Linked DNA regions of Mus musculus: region 1 is linked to region 2. The links are chromatin loops, found by intact Hi-C in ENCODE. Cell type or tissue: heart. All regions are shown on one strand. Each heading gives the region's core, and the rest is flanking DNA. Links, peaks and the distances in the headings are about the cores only.

Region 1 (7,537 bases), core at 1,444-6,443, 310 kb before region 2:
AGGATGCTCTTTGTGTGTAGTGACATGTGGGTGTAAGCTTACAAACTCCTACCCCCACCTCTCTCTCTCTCTCTCTCTCTCTCTCTTGTCCCTTTCATCCCATGACTTCTGACCATATGGATGTATGTCTGGGTCACTGTATAACTTGATACGGACTGTGAGCATATGAATACCTGTGTGATGTATTATAGAGAAGATGGAAAACAGGAAGGTGGGGTGGGGGTATGGGGCGGGGGGTATGGGGTGGGGGGTATGGGGTAGGGGGTATGGGGTGGGCACATGCCTGATCCCCTGCTTCTTGACCACACTAAAGGAAGAAAACAACAATCAGAGGGGGAAACTTTTAAAAGAGCCAACAAGTCCTGCTTGAGATGATGGCAAATTAGATTAATTTATTCATTGGTCATAAAAAGAAATGTGTGTGTTAGCCTAGTCATTTTGGAAAGCCAACTCTAGATACTTAAATGTCAGGAAGCTGAATGTTCCTTCCCTTCAGGGGAAAGTCATCCTTCCCTGCTTACACAAGAGAAAAACCTTTGTGTGGACATGAGAAGTTTCTTACAGAATTATTCATAGCAGCAAGAGTTACAAATAAGCTAAATGTCGATTGACAGAGTGATTAAGTATACTAAAGTATAATAAACCAGGTCTGTCGGTCACTGCGTATCAGTCAGAAACAGAAAACATCTTTATACACAAAGAAAGATTCCACAATTTATATGGATTATACATATCGTTTAATCTTCTTTCTGCTACTATGATAAACACTTGAACCAAAAGCAATGCAAGGGAAGAAAAAAAATTATTTAGTTTATACTTCCAGGCTTTGGTTCATCATTGGAGAAAGTTAGGGCAGGATTTAGGCAGGAACTTGAAGCAGAAACAATGTAGAAAAGCTGCTTTCTGCCTTATGGGGCTTATGTTTCACTTTCTTCTGTAGCCCAGAGCCTAAGGAATGGTGCCGCTCACAGTGGGCTGGACTCTCCCAAGTCAACTAATGCAATTCCCCATAGCATGCCACAGGCCAGTGCAATCTAATCTACGAATTCTCTCAATTGAGACTCCCTACTCAGATGACTCGAGACTGTGTCTACTTGGTAATTAAAGGCCAGGTGGTGGCAGCACTTGGGAGGCAGAGGCAGGAGGGTTTCTGAGTTCGAGGCCAGCTTGGTCTACAAAATGAGTCCAGGACAGCCAGGGCTATACAGAGAAACCCTGTCTCGAAAAACAAAAACAAACAAACAAAAAACCAAAAATGCTGACTATGACACCTCATAAGGCCCCCAAAGTGACAGGTGGCCTTTTTGCATAGGGTACATGATCTGAGATGTTCTACAATGGAAGGAAATGTCTCTATATTATAATTCACTAATTTTAAATCTAATGATCTAAACACAATTAGGATTTTCTTTCTTTTTTTTTAAAGGTTTATTTACTTATTATATATAAGTACACTGTCTTCAGACACAGCAGAAGAGGGCATCAGATCTCATTACAGAGTGGTGTGAGCCACCATGTGGTTGCTGGGATTTGAACTCAGGACCTCTGAAAGAGCAGTCAGTGCTCTTAACCACTGAGCCATCTCACCAGCCCTAGGACTTTCTTTTTAAACGATCTTGTTTTCCGTGGCAAATGTATATCAGAGGTTAAAAAGGAAGCAAGTATGGAAAATAAGCTGGTGAAGGCTCTGAGTCACGTGATACCTGCCCTTGCTAGCGCACATGGAAGAAGGGTTTACTGAAAAGTAGCACTACTAATCCAGAAAAGAGCTTAGTTAGAGCTAACCTTTTTATTTTTATTTTTATTTTTATTTTTATTTTTATTTATTTTTCTTCACCTCGCTCACCTGAGGCAGGGGCTCTCATTGAGCCTGAAGCTAGGCCTGTGGCCAGTGAGCTCCAACCATCCTCTCTTCTCTTTGTGAGGCAAAGTAGCATAGTTTTATGTCTATGTGACATCTGTCTGTGAGTTCATCCCTGGGTGGATTACATGGAAGGTATTTGTCGCATTTAGAGCCCTAGCAAAGCCTCCCTCACCAGCAGGTGTTTTTCGTTTTTGGTTTTGGTTTTGGTTTTTCCCAAGAAAGCTCCCTCCATTGAGTAGTCTATCTTTCAAGGGTCCTAATTTAAAAGGGCTGCTGGCTCCAGCTATCACTGACAGGCTGCAGAACTCATCACCCCACCACACACACAAACTGTGAGATGCAAAACCCAGGCACCTGGTCACCAGGATCTATGTCCTGGTCCGCAGGCTCTGCTTCCTGATCCACAACCACCTGCCCAGCCTGAGCTCCAGCCACCAAAACAAACTGAATACTGTCTGTCAATTCCCTTTCCATACCTGGTACCCCAGGATTCTGTTCTTGCTTTGAAGTAAGCAACTGAAGACATTAAAGAGCAAAACAAAAACAACAAACAAAAACCTCAAAACAATCACTTTGAAATCTGTAGCATATTTTATTTTTAAAATCTATGGAGACAACCTAAATAAAACACACATACAATGTAAATAAAAGAACAGGGTGTGCCTGGAGTATTTTTTTTAAAACTATATTATGAACGTGTGTGGGACAAGTGTGACCAAGAACAGACCTGGAACAAGAATGAGGGGAAGAGGCATCCAAACCATGAAAATCCCACTTTGAGATCAAAATCTTATCTGGGCAGGAGTAAGGATTCCCCTACACTATTCTTGGCCTGCTTGCCCCAGGGCACATAGTTCCATGACCCCCGACCCCCACCTCTATCTTTCTTGAGGAAGCCACATAGACTCTTGGGCACCTTACAGACTTAAGCACCTGGAATCCCTCTTCATGCAAATAAAGCATTCCCATCTCCTGAGCCCCAGTAATGTACACTCTCCTGCCTACTCCCCAAGATTTATATAGCCCTTGCTACTCCTGAATAAAACTGCTGTTTCACAAAATATAGTCTAAGAGAGCTGCTTCAGCCACACACATGCCCACCTCCCCACCTTCCCCACCCCAACCCACCACCAGCCCCACAGTGCTTACTGTGTACTGACCAAGATCCTGCCAACCCTCGCCCACAAACCTGTACCAGAATTGTCAGAGCCTGCGAGCCCAGTGCCCAGTGCTGATGACTCTGACCTGAGGACTCACAGCGGGAGAGTGAGGTGTGTGACCATGTCTACAACCTGAACCTTGACCTGTAAACATCTTAGCAACCTCCTTCTGCCTCTCTGTGGGTTCTTCTTTGCGGAGTCCAGATTCCATGCTGCTGACATTCTGATGGTTCCTGCTGACTGTTCCCGGAGGAAAGCAGGGTGGTTTGCAACAAAAGATCACATCTGTTACACAGGTCTTCATATTGTCACTCTGCTGAAGAGTTACATTGTTCTCTAGGCCATACATGAGCCTGACTGCTACTCAGTTACCCGGATCCACTCCAGGAGACCTGTGAATGGCAACAGCCACCAGGGAGCTCTTCTGTTATAAACCCAACTCCTGCAGGAGCCCAGACAACCCATTTTACATTTTTGTGACGCTGTTGGTCTTTAAGATCTATGTTTTATTCTATATGGATATGTGAATACCTGTGTGTATGTATATGTTTCACACGTGTGCCTGATGTCTCAGGAGGTCAGAAGAGGGTCTCTGATCCCCTGGAACTGGAGTTGCTGACAGCTGTGAGCTTTCTTGCGTGTACTGGGACCTGAACCAAGGTCTTCTGCAAAAGCAGCAAGTGGTTTTTAACTGCTGAGTCATCGCTCCAACCTATGACTTTGTTGTTATCTATTACCCTTATATGGATGTAGGTATACAACACATGATGAATTGAAATCTCCTATAGCATAATAAAGACTGCTATACTATATAATTATTACCATGGTAGGCTATATTAAACACAAAGAACAGTACATAAAACCAATTCCCAATATGAGCACCCATAAGTTTTGTTTGTTTGTTTGATTGGTTGGTTGGTGTTTGTTTGTTTGTATGTTTTCTGAGGTAGGGTTTCTCTGTGTGGCCATGACTGTCCTGGAACTCACTCTGAAGACCAGGCTGGCCTCAAACTCACAGAGATCCACCTGCCTCTACCTCTCAGATGCTCGGATTAAAGGGGTGAGCCACTACACCTGGCTGCACCTGTAACTTTTAGTGAACGTTAGCATTTTGCCACACTGGCTTCAGATACCTTAAGAGGAAAAAAGAGCAAATCATTTCAGCTACAGCGTAAATCTTTGTCGATGCCTCTATTCTAACCTAGCCAGGTAAGCCTGCCACCTGGAGGCTGTTTTCATCATTTACAGTCATGTTGTGAGCTATTTCTGAGCATATACTTATAAATAGACAGCTGCACGTTTAACCTAAGACTGCATTTGAACGCTACAGACACCCATGCAATGCCTGAAAATTCCAGCAGATGGCACTAGAGCCTCGATCAGCGAGGCATTTTTTTATTTAAACAAAACAAAACAAAATAAAGATTTAGCTGTGTTGTGCAGATGAAAACACCTTCTAGCGAAACGGAAAAGGGGCTTCAGTCTTCTGCTTCGGAAACGATAACACCTGGAATCGTTTCTTCCAATTCTTGCCCTAGGCAGAAGGCTCCAGAGGACAAGGACACCAGCAGAGGTGTGGGACTTCTGGGCTGCCATTCAAGCTGCTCAAGTGACCTATGCGTGAATTAGAGGCCCTTCTCCAAGGACAGGTGGCTCAGGGACAAATCATCACTGCATACTGTACCTCTGACTCCTGTCACGTGATTGTGGCTCCCTACCGACTGACATGAGCAGAAAAGCTGGAGCTATTTCTGAAGGTCTTCAGTTTGGAATCCACAACCTGCCGTCTTGATGTACAGATAGACTCACAGCCCAGAGCTTTGGAGCGTCATCCCCTTGGGCACACACAGATTTAGCTGTTATTAAAGGAGTGTGTTGTAAGGTGAGGCATTAGGTGACTCTCGGAGTCAGAGAGCATAGACACCAGAAACCTCTCAGAGCTGTGCCGACGTGACCAAGTTTGGCTTCTTCTGACGATTATCTCTGGCCTCTAAATTCATGGCAGCCAGGACACAGGCATCCACTCCTAACCTTACCCATGAAAATAGCTAACAGATACAGTAAAATTGAGGAAATTGAACAGGGTAGGGAAGGAAGGGCTCACAACCTGATGACCCCTCAGGGCTTCTGGTGACCATACCCCCAGTCCTGGTGTCTGGGCTCGACAAGGGATATGGACCCACAAACAGATCCTGGGGTTCCTGGAGACCTCGGGTTCCCAACAGCTTAGAGACACGGCCACCCTGCACCCCCTCCTCTCCTGGCCCCTCCCTGACCTGCCCTTTCTCTGGCCTCCGGGCCTGAGAAGGCCTAGAGAGGCCGTGGGAGTTTGGCTACCATTATCTGGCCCTTATCACCACTAAGTTCAGGCTGACACGGAGCCCTCTCAGTTCAATGACGAGGGGCCCGCCCGAGGTCATGCCTGTCTCCAGAGAGCCGGGGCCCTATCTCAGCGACCTACGGAAACCTTGGCGAGAGCTCAAACTTTCTGACGACAGAGAGGGACCCTGCCCTATCACTGCCCAGACACCCACCCCCACGGCGTCTGGCATGAGCCTGGTGAAGGCTCCACCATTCTTCACTGAAATAGCAACACTGATAACTACAGCAGACAGAAGTACATTGACGAATCTCCATTCAGAAAAGCACTTCTCCCTCCTCCCTCTGCCTTGGTGCTGTCCTCCTGGGATGGACACGACCATACAGGCAGAGTCTGTCCTGACATAGCAACACGAAGATGTTGTGTCCATAGCCCTCGCAGAACCCAGGCTAAAGCACCAGGAAGAAAAAATGCCTTTGATGGCAACCCCCGTGCACCAAGACTTCTGCTGAAAGGATCTTGCCTGGATTGGTGCTGCAAACAATTTGTGGGGTACGCTGGGAAGAGCCCTTGTATATGTACCCCAGCACCCAAAACAGCTTCCCCTTGAAGCAGTTTCATCTCTTTGGGTACAAAGTTATCTTTCCTGTGTCAGGACCATTCTACTGGAAAAGTTACTTATTGAAATTATTTTTCAATTTGAAACCAAGATGAAAACACTTTCCTTCAAAGAGAATTCTGCTTGCTTAATGCCTCTACAGAACCACCTTCAATCCAATTCAAAGCTAAATGCTCCCTGGACTACCCAGACTATGTGATTTCCACCCCTAGGAAACTGGCATACATCTGGTTTAACCTGACTGTAGGGATGACCTGACTGTAGGGATATAGCCCTTCAGGATTCCTGCGCAGTGTGGGGACATTTTTCTATTCTGTTTTTTGGTTGATTTGGGCTCGGGTTTATTTCTGTCTCCCATTCTCTGTGAGGCTCTCAAAACGAAATCCAATTGGCTAGGCATGACAAATGTCCTCCAGGCAAAAGTGGCTTCTAGATTCTATTAATATCTTTAGGGACCTGTTGAGACCTGGGTTCAGTCCTGATTTGGTTCATATTTATAATGACTGTTATCAAATACTTGAGAGAATGTTCTTGGTTTAAAATTTGTTCTCCCAACACGGTGACTGTTAGAGAAGGGGAGGGGGTCTCTGAAGACTCGACAAGGGAGGGGTGTCCTTATGAGTCGTTGTGTGTGAGGAGGGGGTTCCTTTGGGGGATGATGGAATGTGGCTCAGCTCCCATTTGGCTTTGGTAGAGTGGCTTTCCTGTGCTTGCCATGTAGCCCTCAAATCTTATCTTGTCAAAGCCATCAAGGGACAGTCTGACAGCAAGACCAAAGTCAGATTCCTGTGGTCTAATCACAGAAGTGACATCCCTCTTGTGGCAGTTACTAAATTAACCAGAAGCTAGCTACCAAGGGAATTCATGGGGTGGGGAATACCAGACAGCTGGGACCCCCAGAGACCCCCAAAACTGCTGGCATGTCCATCCTGGATGTCAACCTAGACTTGGAAGTGTTCTATGGGACACCTCCTCTCTGCCTAGAAGACACTTCATTTCAAAGCCTGTGCAAGAGTCTTGACTATCTTGCTCAATCGTTGATTTACCTTCAGCAAATCGTTTCCCTGAACCTTCGTATTCTGGCCTTTAAACTGGAATAATAAACCATGCCCCAACCCCGCAAAATGTTCACGCACATCACACACAGCCTTACACTATACAGTGTTGAAATATTTATAGATTGCTTGGCAAAATCCTAGTTTTTCCAGCCTCTGGATGTGCCTTGACCATCCTGAGTCTTAATCCTGCCTGAGGGTCTCCTTGAGCTCCACACTCTCCAGTAGCCTGGTACCTATGGAAGCCAGAAAGGGGCACTGAATTTCCTTAAACTGGGATTACAGACAGCTGTGAGCCATCACGTGAGTGCAGAGACTTGAACTCAAGCGTCTGGAAGAGCAGCCAGTGCTCTTAACTCTGAGCCACATGGAGTTGCTGGAGTCTCAGGTAAAGGTCTTATGACCCTCCTCCACAGGTTGAATCAGGAGGGTCTCTTGTGAGTAACCACAGCTCCTCTGATTAAGATAGTAATAGCTGATGTGCTGATGTGCTCGAAGCACAGCGTTCCACAACAGTGA
Region 2 (7,537 bases), core at 1,484-6,483:
AACAGGATTGTACCATCACTCCCTGCCTGGGTCTCCTGGGTTGGCTGGCACATGCACACACGCAGCCTGCATACATGCCTGCACACACCTGCGCCCTGCCATCATCACCTCCAGAACAATCTCATAGGTAGTCAGTCTCCTGCTCTCTGGAGAACAGAGGGCACAAAGCCGAGCTGGGTCTTGACATACCAAGTCCTGGAGGTTCATGGGAAAAGGCCACTCACAGTCCGGGGCAATGATCAGGAGGCTAATTTTAACCACAAGAGCAGACTGACCTTGGAGCTGGCAAGGGCTCCAACAGAGATGGCCCTAGATGGTACCCTGGCCCTTCTCGAAGGCAGCAGTCTGAGATAGTGTATTCTCTTCGCCCTCCTACCTCCCTTATCCCTGTCAGCTGCTGGGCAGCGTTCCTTCCACCTCATCAGTCCTCAGGAATCTTCCCCCAGCCCTGAGACTGGCTCCTGTCAGCCTCCATCAGCTTGTGTAGCCTACACAGACCTGGTGGGTCCACAGGCCAAGGTGCAAGCTGGACAGGAGGGAGAACACATTGGGAGGGTTGGGGAGCTAAAATCTGACAAGTTAGGCCTCCACCCCACCCTCACCCCCGTGACTCCAGGGAAGGTGAGCCTAACTTTCCATTATCAAGTGTGTCCAAGCGAAGGGAATGTGTGTGTATTGACATCCAGCTGCATGTAGAACCTTGTGCCTAAAGATTTCAGAACATTACACATCTCCATCCCCGTGAGATGGAGAAGAAAAGCAATTGACCAGAGTTCCCCAGCCCAGCTAAGGCAGAGCCAAGGGTTGGCTCCTTCACAGCTAGATCCTCCATGACTTGACCCACGTGTGGCAAGGTAGACAAGGGCTGAGGTCAGGCCCTGGGAATTCTGAGGCCACCCTCTGACCAGGCTACAGTTTTCTGTGTTATCTGGTTCCACTTCTCCGGGGACATACTAGCTGGGAAAGGCACGGCAGAGTCAGGGAAAGACTTCGCCCACCTGTCAGGGTCCCAGCAAGAAGGACTGTCAGGAAGCCCACCTTGAGATTCTTGGCTTGTCCACTGACAAAGTGAGAACAGGACTACAGCCTACGCCCCCCACCCCACCCCATGGAAGTGCCTGTGGGGAACATGTCTGAAGCCTAGGCACAGTGACACACAGGTGGCACTGATGGCCTGGGGAATGTCCCAGCATTCTTGTCTGGGAGCACAGTATTCTTGCTTCATGGAATGAAGAGAGATGGTCCCCTTGTGAGAGGCCCTGTCTTATTCCTGGATGTTTCTTCTCAGGGTTAAGTGTGACCTCAGGAGGTAATAAAGTCTCTGCTGTCCATGACAGCTATATGGCTTACGCACCCTCAAGTTTAACTGGGCAGAGTGTCCTGGATACTCTCAAGGGATATCAGGCAGAGATGTGACTCTATGAATCACGGGATAGTGACTTCTTCAAGACAGGGACAGCTGGGACCCCATCCAGCAGCAGGGCCTGCCTCTCCCTTTCTTGGTTCCTTCCTGTCATTTTTTTATGATCCCTCAGTCCACTTGCTGGCCTGTGGTTTGCTTGATGCCCCTGTTGCCCATTTCTCATATGAATGTTGTCCTCTGCCCCCCAGGGCTTCTTTCTACAGTGCTGGGCACCCGGCTGGTGTTGGGGGTAAAGGTCCCCATCCCGTTTCCTAGGGGTACAGTAGTGAACTACTATAGTCTGGGTGTCTCTTCCTGTCTGCTGTCTAGATAAGTAAAGACATCCAAGGCCAGACTCAGCACGGGAAGGCCCTACAAACTGGGTAGTGCCGTGCTGTCAAATGCAGCTCTTTTTGTAGGCGTGGCTGCTTTAAAGACACCATCCTGTGCTCTTGCTCCTCAGAGAAGCACCTAGTGGCTGCCTAGGGACCAGGACTTCTCAGTGAGCAGCCGGTCTGAATGGAGAGTTCATTCATGTCTATCTCATCACATTCCGGCTTTCTGAAGACCCCAGAGCATGCCACCATCTGTCATCAAGAAGCTGAGGCCAAGGAGTGTCCCCCACGCCACCCACCCCAGGTCCCCAGGAAAACACCTCCTTTGACCTCCGTTTCCCACTTGGGAGAGGTCCAAGCTCATGCTGGAATAGACAAGAGGTTTCCAGAAAGCATTTTGGAGCGGGACTGTGATTCCTCCCGATATCCTTTACAAGGCAGCCGTGGAAGACCGACAAATCAGCAAGGACTGTGTGAGACCAGAGGAGGCCTACCTCCTCCTCTCCCACCCCAGCACACGGTGAGCTTCCCAACCCTGACATCATCAGAGTCTTTCTCCAAAGATGGATGCCTCTTACCAGCTGCATGGTAAGTTCACTTCGCCTTTCTGGGCCTCAGAGTCTTCATCTGTAGCATGAGTGCTTCCCATGGTTGCATAAACTGGCACTCCATACTCAACAATGACTGTTTATAAAGGTCCCATTTGCATAGTTTGAATATTCTAAACAGTGTGTGTGGGGGGGGGGAGTGTCAACCTTTCTTTAATGATGTTCAACTCTGACTCAAGTTGGTTGTGGGTTATGCCAATGACCAGGTGGGAGGTCTGTGTGTCTCTCCTGTTTCCTGGGCTGCCTCCTGCACTGTCTCTCTGTCTCTTTATCACTTTGAGATGAAGGCTCAGAACAAGACACACCTGCTGTGGGCCCATTTCCCAAATGGGGAAACTGAGGCCCAGAGGTGTGAATTGTTGTACCACATAGCCTGTGGGAGGAAGTGCTTTGTCCTGAACTCAGGGTTTACCTGATCCCAGAAACCCACTCTCACCCATTTTGTAGGTGATGTACCCAGGTTCTAGGAAAACAAATGCCTGTCTCAGGTAAGAATGGTCCTAGGGTCCCCAGGCTCAGTCTGTATCCTTCACAAGCTCTGGGCAAGGGGCAATCATCATATAATCAGATGTTTCATACGTAGTCCCCTTGCCAGTGGCTCACACGGCCACCACTGTGTTGGGAGAACACGGACACTCCACAGCCACTTCCCCTATCATTCCTATTTTCTCTGCTTCCCTCTTTTTCTTTACATATCCCTCACCCACTCTCCTACGTGACCTTCGGATTGGGATATGGAAGGATCTTTGTCCTGAATAAATTTGTGAACATAGGGAACTTCCTTCAGTCAGTGCGGGCAAATTGCGACCCCTTGTGGGTTCCAGCATCACCTGGAAGGAGAAAGGCCCTCCTCCCTGAGAGGAGTAAGTCAGCCTTTGATGTCACCTCTACAGCAGACCTGGGGAGAGCCATGGGGAAGTCACACAGAGCCAGTTTTCCTGAGAAATAATATCCCTCAGTAGCTCACTCAGCTCAGCTGCCAAAATCCGGATCCTTGGGCAGTCATCAGTGCCAGCTGGGAACATTGAAATACAAAGCCACGGGTTGTGGATAGGGCTTAGGGGGAATGCTTGCCCGGCGCACATGAGGACTTGTATCTGAATCCTCAGTGCTCATGTAAAATGCCATCATGAGCGTGGGTGCCTGTAACCTTGGCATGAGGGGAGACACTGGGGGATTCTGAGGCCAGGAGGACTATTCTGTATAATTTGGGCTTGATGGATCCATCATCTTGTGCTTTGGTGGAACACGGAGTATAGGTAGGGTGTGAACCCAAGTGTGAAGTGTGTTGATCCCAGCCCCTCTGGAGGAGCAAGTGGGCTCACTATTGCAAGGTGCTGACATCTAAAAGGGTTGAGGGTTTATGGAGACTGGACCCTTTCTACTTATTTTTCTATAAACTTATCCCCCCACCCCACCTATATAAACAAAACAGGATGAATGGGAGACAGAAAAACAGGCGAGAGAGCCTCCACACTTGGGGAGATCACCGCCCCATCTCATGGCTTTCTGTCCATGTTCTAGGGAAACTTGGAACTCAAGGTGCTTGCGTCCATGGAGTCCCAGATACAGGTTTGTGGGGTGAGATCGCCACCTGCTGGCCAGGAAAGACAGTGTCAGTCACACCCAGTGTCCTTTGCTGAGGAATGGGGTAGGGTTGGGGCAAGGTGCTCCCCACCTCCTACACACATCTCGTGTGCCACATCTGTTCATGTCACTGGTAAAGACCAGGGGAAAGGTACAATTCTCATGACTTTATTATAGAAAAGTCCCAAAGTGTGCATGCAGGGATGGGTAGGGGGCACACAGCCAGGGGACCTGGAGGATTGACCCATAGTTCTGAAGCAGCAGACAGGGAGGCACTTGCTGATGAGACTGAAAAGGTGAGAGAAATGGGAGCTCTGATTGCACTCTGGGTTATGACAGCCTGACATCCTGTCCATCGCTAACTGGTCAGACTGATTTCGGGACTATCGGGGTCTGAACACAACTGGAGGTAAGTTCTAACACAATCCTTGCTCATTTTACATTCAAGGAAGAGACGACACAGAGCAGCAAAGTAACTTGGCCAAAGGCACACAGCCAGTGAAAGGTGGACCGAGGTTGTGCCTTGAGAGCTCATGCCTCACCATGAAGCCATCTTTGTCTCCTGGCTCCCTCACTTGAGAAGCAGGCACACCATTCTTCCCTGATTCTGCAACCTACCTGGAAGAAGAGCTAAGTGTGAACATATTAACCCAAAGTCAGAGTCCAGAAGGAGGCTCAGGCTGGGAGCCCTGAAGAGACCATTGGTTGCTAGGGCTGCAGCTCATATTGGCCCTCCGTGGCTGTGTAGAAGTCCTCCAACACCGACTGCAGGAACTCAAAGGTAGGCCGCTCCTCTGGCCGGCCCCGCCAGCACTCAGTGATGATATCATTGTACAACTCCGGTGGACATGTCTCCGGGCATGGCATTCGGTAGCCGTGCTCCAGGCTACGGATGACCTCAGGGTTGCTCATTCCTACAGGAGGGCAGACAGGGAGCTTCAGGGCTGGTGGTGCTCCAGGAGTGCAGTCACTGGCCCTGAGGGCACTAGACTAGGCCCTGACCGGCACTAGAAGGGAAAGAGTGGGCTCTGATACACTATGGCTAGTGTAACCCTGGAAGGTCACATAGGTGCCAGGATCGTAGTACTACTTTGGCTTTTCACACAGGTCTTCTTGTATAGGCCAGACTGGCCTTGAACTTGAGATCTGTCTGTCTCAGCCTCCCAAGGGCTGGAATCACAAGCTTGAGCCATTACACCTGTCTCTTACGCCATCTAATTCCACCNTAATCTCCATCTCCCTCTCCCTCTCCCTCTCCCTCTCCCTCTCCCTATCCATNTACNTCCCCCTCTCCCTCCCCTCCCCCTCCTCCTCCTCCCCCTCTCCCTCTTCCTGTGGCCCTGAGCAGTGTGCAGAAGGAGAGGAAGCCCACAATGCAGGGCTGGGCTTCAGTCCCTGTGACAGGACCCTGCTCTCACCAGTGTGACATACCCACAGTCAGTGAGCCTGGCGAGTCACCATCAGGATGTCCCAGGAGGATGGTAGGAAGGACAGGGACAATGCCTACCTGGGTAGGGAACGCGCCCATAGGTGACAATCTCCATCAGCAAGACTCCGAAGGACCACACATCAGCCTTGATGGTAAACACCCCGAAGTGGATGGCCTCCGGGGCGGTCCACTTGATGGGGAACTTGGCCCCTGCCAGGAAAGTGCAGTAGCTCCAGGGACAGCCAACCATCTACCCCCAACCCACAGAGTCCTGCCCCTATCTGCCCGTTCCCACTGGAGGGCCTGCAGGATGTGTACACTGGATACATGAGGATATAGGAAGACACAGTCACTTGCTACTATCCTAGGAGTTCTTAAAAACAGTGTTGATGTCCCTGGGTGGTGTGGTGCACACCTTTGATCCCAGCATTTAGGAGGCAGAGGCATTTGGATCTCTGAGTTCAAGGCCAACCTGGTCCACAGAGTAAGTTCAAGGACAGCAAGGGCTACATAGAGGAGCCTGTCTTTGAAAACCAAAAACCAAACCAAATCAAACCAAAAAAGCAAAAACAAAACCAACAACAAAACCAGTACCACCCATATATGCTTCCATCTGACTTACTGTTTTGTTTGATTTTGATTTTTTGGAGACAGAGTCTTGTGTATATCCCAGACTGGCCTCCAACTAGAGCGTACGTAGCCAGGGGTAACCTTGAACTCCTAATCCTCCTGCCATCACCTTCCACTGTGCTGGGATCACAGCCATGCACCAGCATGCCCCATTTATACTCCACTGAATATGAAACCACGGGCTTCATGCCAGAGAGGCAGTCTGCTGACTGAGCTATGTCCCCAGCCCTGTGCATGTCCATCTGGGATGGAAGCATCCTTTCCTATCTCACTCGGCCTTGTCCAGCGGCAGGGACCGTGGTATGGGCGGGCTTCAGTCCGTGCTTTCCTGCAAAAGGCAAACCTGACACTCAGACAGACACCTCTGAGGGCCACTGTGTGGAGGGATAGCAAGGCCCATCTCAGTTCAGACCGTGATGGCTACAGCCTTGGTTGGCACTGAGAGCCAACCTCAGGCTGAGGTGGCATTGGCCACCTCCCCCCTGATGGTTTCACTGTCTGGGGAGCCAGTTGGAAGTCCCCTGAGGGGGTTATCGGCCCCTAAGATGTGGCTCTCCTCCTGAATCCACTGATTAATGCACTAAACCAGTACTGCTTGCTTGATCAATGTACCAGAGTCCTCCTGCAAAGTCAATTTTCCTCACTCACAGTAAGAGAAGAGCATCCATGCAACCCTTCGGGTGCAAGGGTTGGATGCTCATGCTTTAGTTAGAGCTGTGTTTTCCAACCTGTGCTCCCTGACACCCTCCTTCCACAGGAGGATTTTCTCAACTTAGTCTGGGGATCAGAGGGTGAAACAAGGGGAAGAAAGTGCAGGTCTTCTCCTCCATCCTTCTAGATTTATATGCACTGGAGTCTCCAGGATGGGGAGGAGATAGCTGAGCATTCCAAGGCCATTCTGAATGAAGACTCCCAAGGGGCTTGAGTTGCTTCTCTGCCACCCCCTCCCATCTAGGGAAAGGAAGTGCTGAGCTGGGTGGGAAAGGACCAAACACAAGGACCATGGGTCTCCCTAGTCATCTCCAACAGCAAGGAGACATTCAAGGGGGCTCCAGAGAGTTGAGACGTTCAAAGGCTTTCGTGTGTGTGTGTGTGTGTGTGTGTGTGTGTGCGTGCGCGCGCGAGTGTGTGTACACTCACACACTCTGCTCACCCTCTTGGGCAGTGTATTCACTGTCAATGATCCTGGCCAAGCCGAAGTCAGCGATTTTGCAGCACAACGTCTCAGACACCAGGATGTTGGCTGCCCGCAGGTCACGGTGGATGGAATTCATGCGCTCTATGTAAGCCATCCCCTCTGCAACCTGAGGGGACAGGTCACATGGTGAAGGGCAGCAAGGATGGAGCCTACCAGCTCATAAGGCCAGCTTCACATGCCCTGCCCAGGGGAGAGAGAAGGTATCCACCCCTTCCCATGAGACCAACCCAGACTCAGGGCAGCAGAGAAGCTAGGCTGACATCCCCAGGCCTGTCCCCCTTTTTCAGACAATTGTCTCCAAGGTTCTGTGGACTGGGAATAGCAAAGAAGGCTGGGGTTGTAGATAGC

Evidence for each region. Hi-C counts contacts between places; a loop is a spot of excess contacts. Peaks named below come from ENCODE experiments on the same cell type or tissue, not always from the same donor. Only the 100,000 strongest peaks of a DNase experiment are listed, where the experiment ranks them.
Region 1: it touches region 2 in a loop (6-fold over the local background); 34 of 42 quality-filtered maps call a loop at or near these places.

What each region holds. Positions count from the first base shown.
Region 1 is chr14:63,062,449-63,069,985 of GRCm38, forward strand. No RefSeq gene overlaps it. Among named protein-coding and RNA genes, the nearest start is that of Gm35908, 4.6 kb to the right of the region's middle. RefSeq lists an enhancer at 1-618. In heart, for the core only: a CTCF peak has its summit at 4,367 (motif pointing right); DNase peaks (open chromatin) are centred at 4,673 and 5,533; H3K4me3 peaks cover 1,820 bases; H3K27ac peaks cover 4,365 bases.
Region 2 is chr14:63,368,752-63,376,288 of GRCm38, forward strand. It overlaps Blk (B lymphoid kinase), which reads right to left. Exons shown (of 13, transcript NM_007549.2): 11 at 7,145-7,295; 12 at 5,440-5,571; 13 at 4,086-4,846. The coding sequence ends at 4,641. It overlaps Gm36165 (a long non-coding RNA gene), which reads left to right. Exons shown (of 4, transcript XR_874703.1): 2 at 1,866-2,325; 3 at 3,870-3,917; 4 at 4,381-4,445. Gm46458 (predicted gene, 46458) reads right to left here and starts at 2,402. Exons shown (of 2, transcript NR_168493.1): 1 at 2,316-2,402. RefSeq lists an enhancer at 1-1,094. In heart, for the core only: CTCF peaks have their summits at 3,159 (motif pointing left) and 3,959 (motif pointing left); DNase peaks (open chromatin) are centred at 3,940 and 6,200; H3K4me3 peaks cover 1,894 bases; H3K27ac peaks cover 2,507 bases.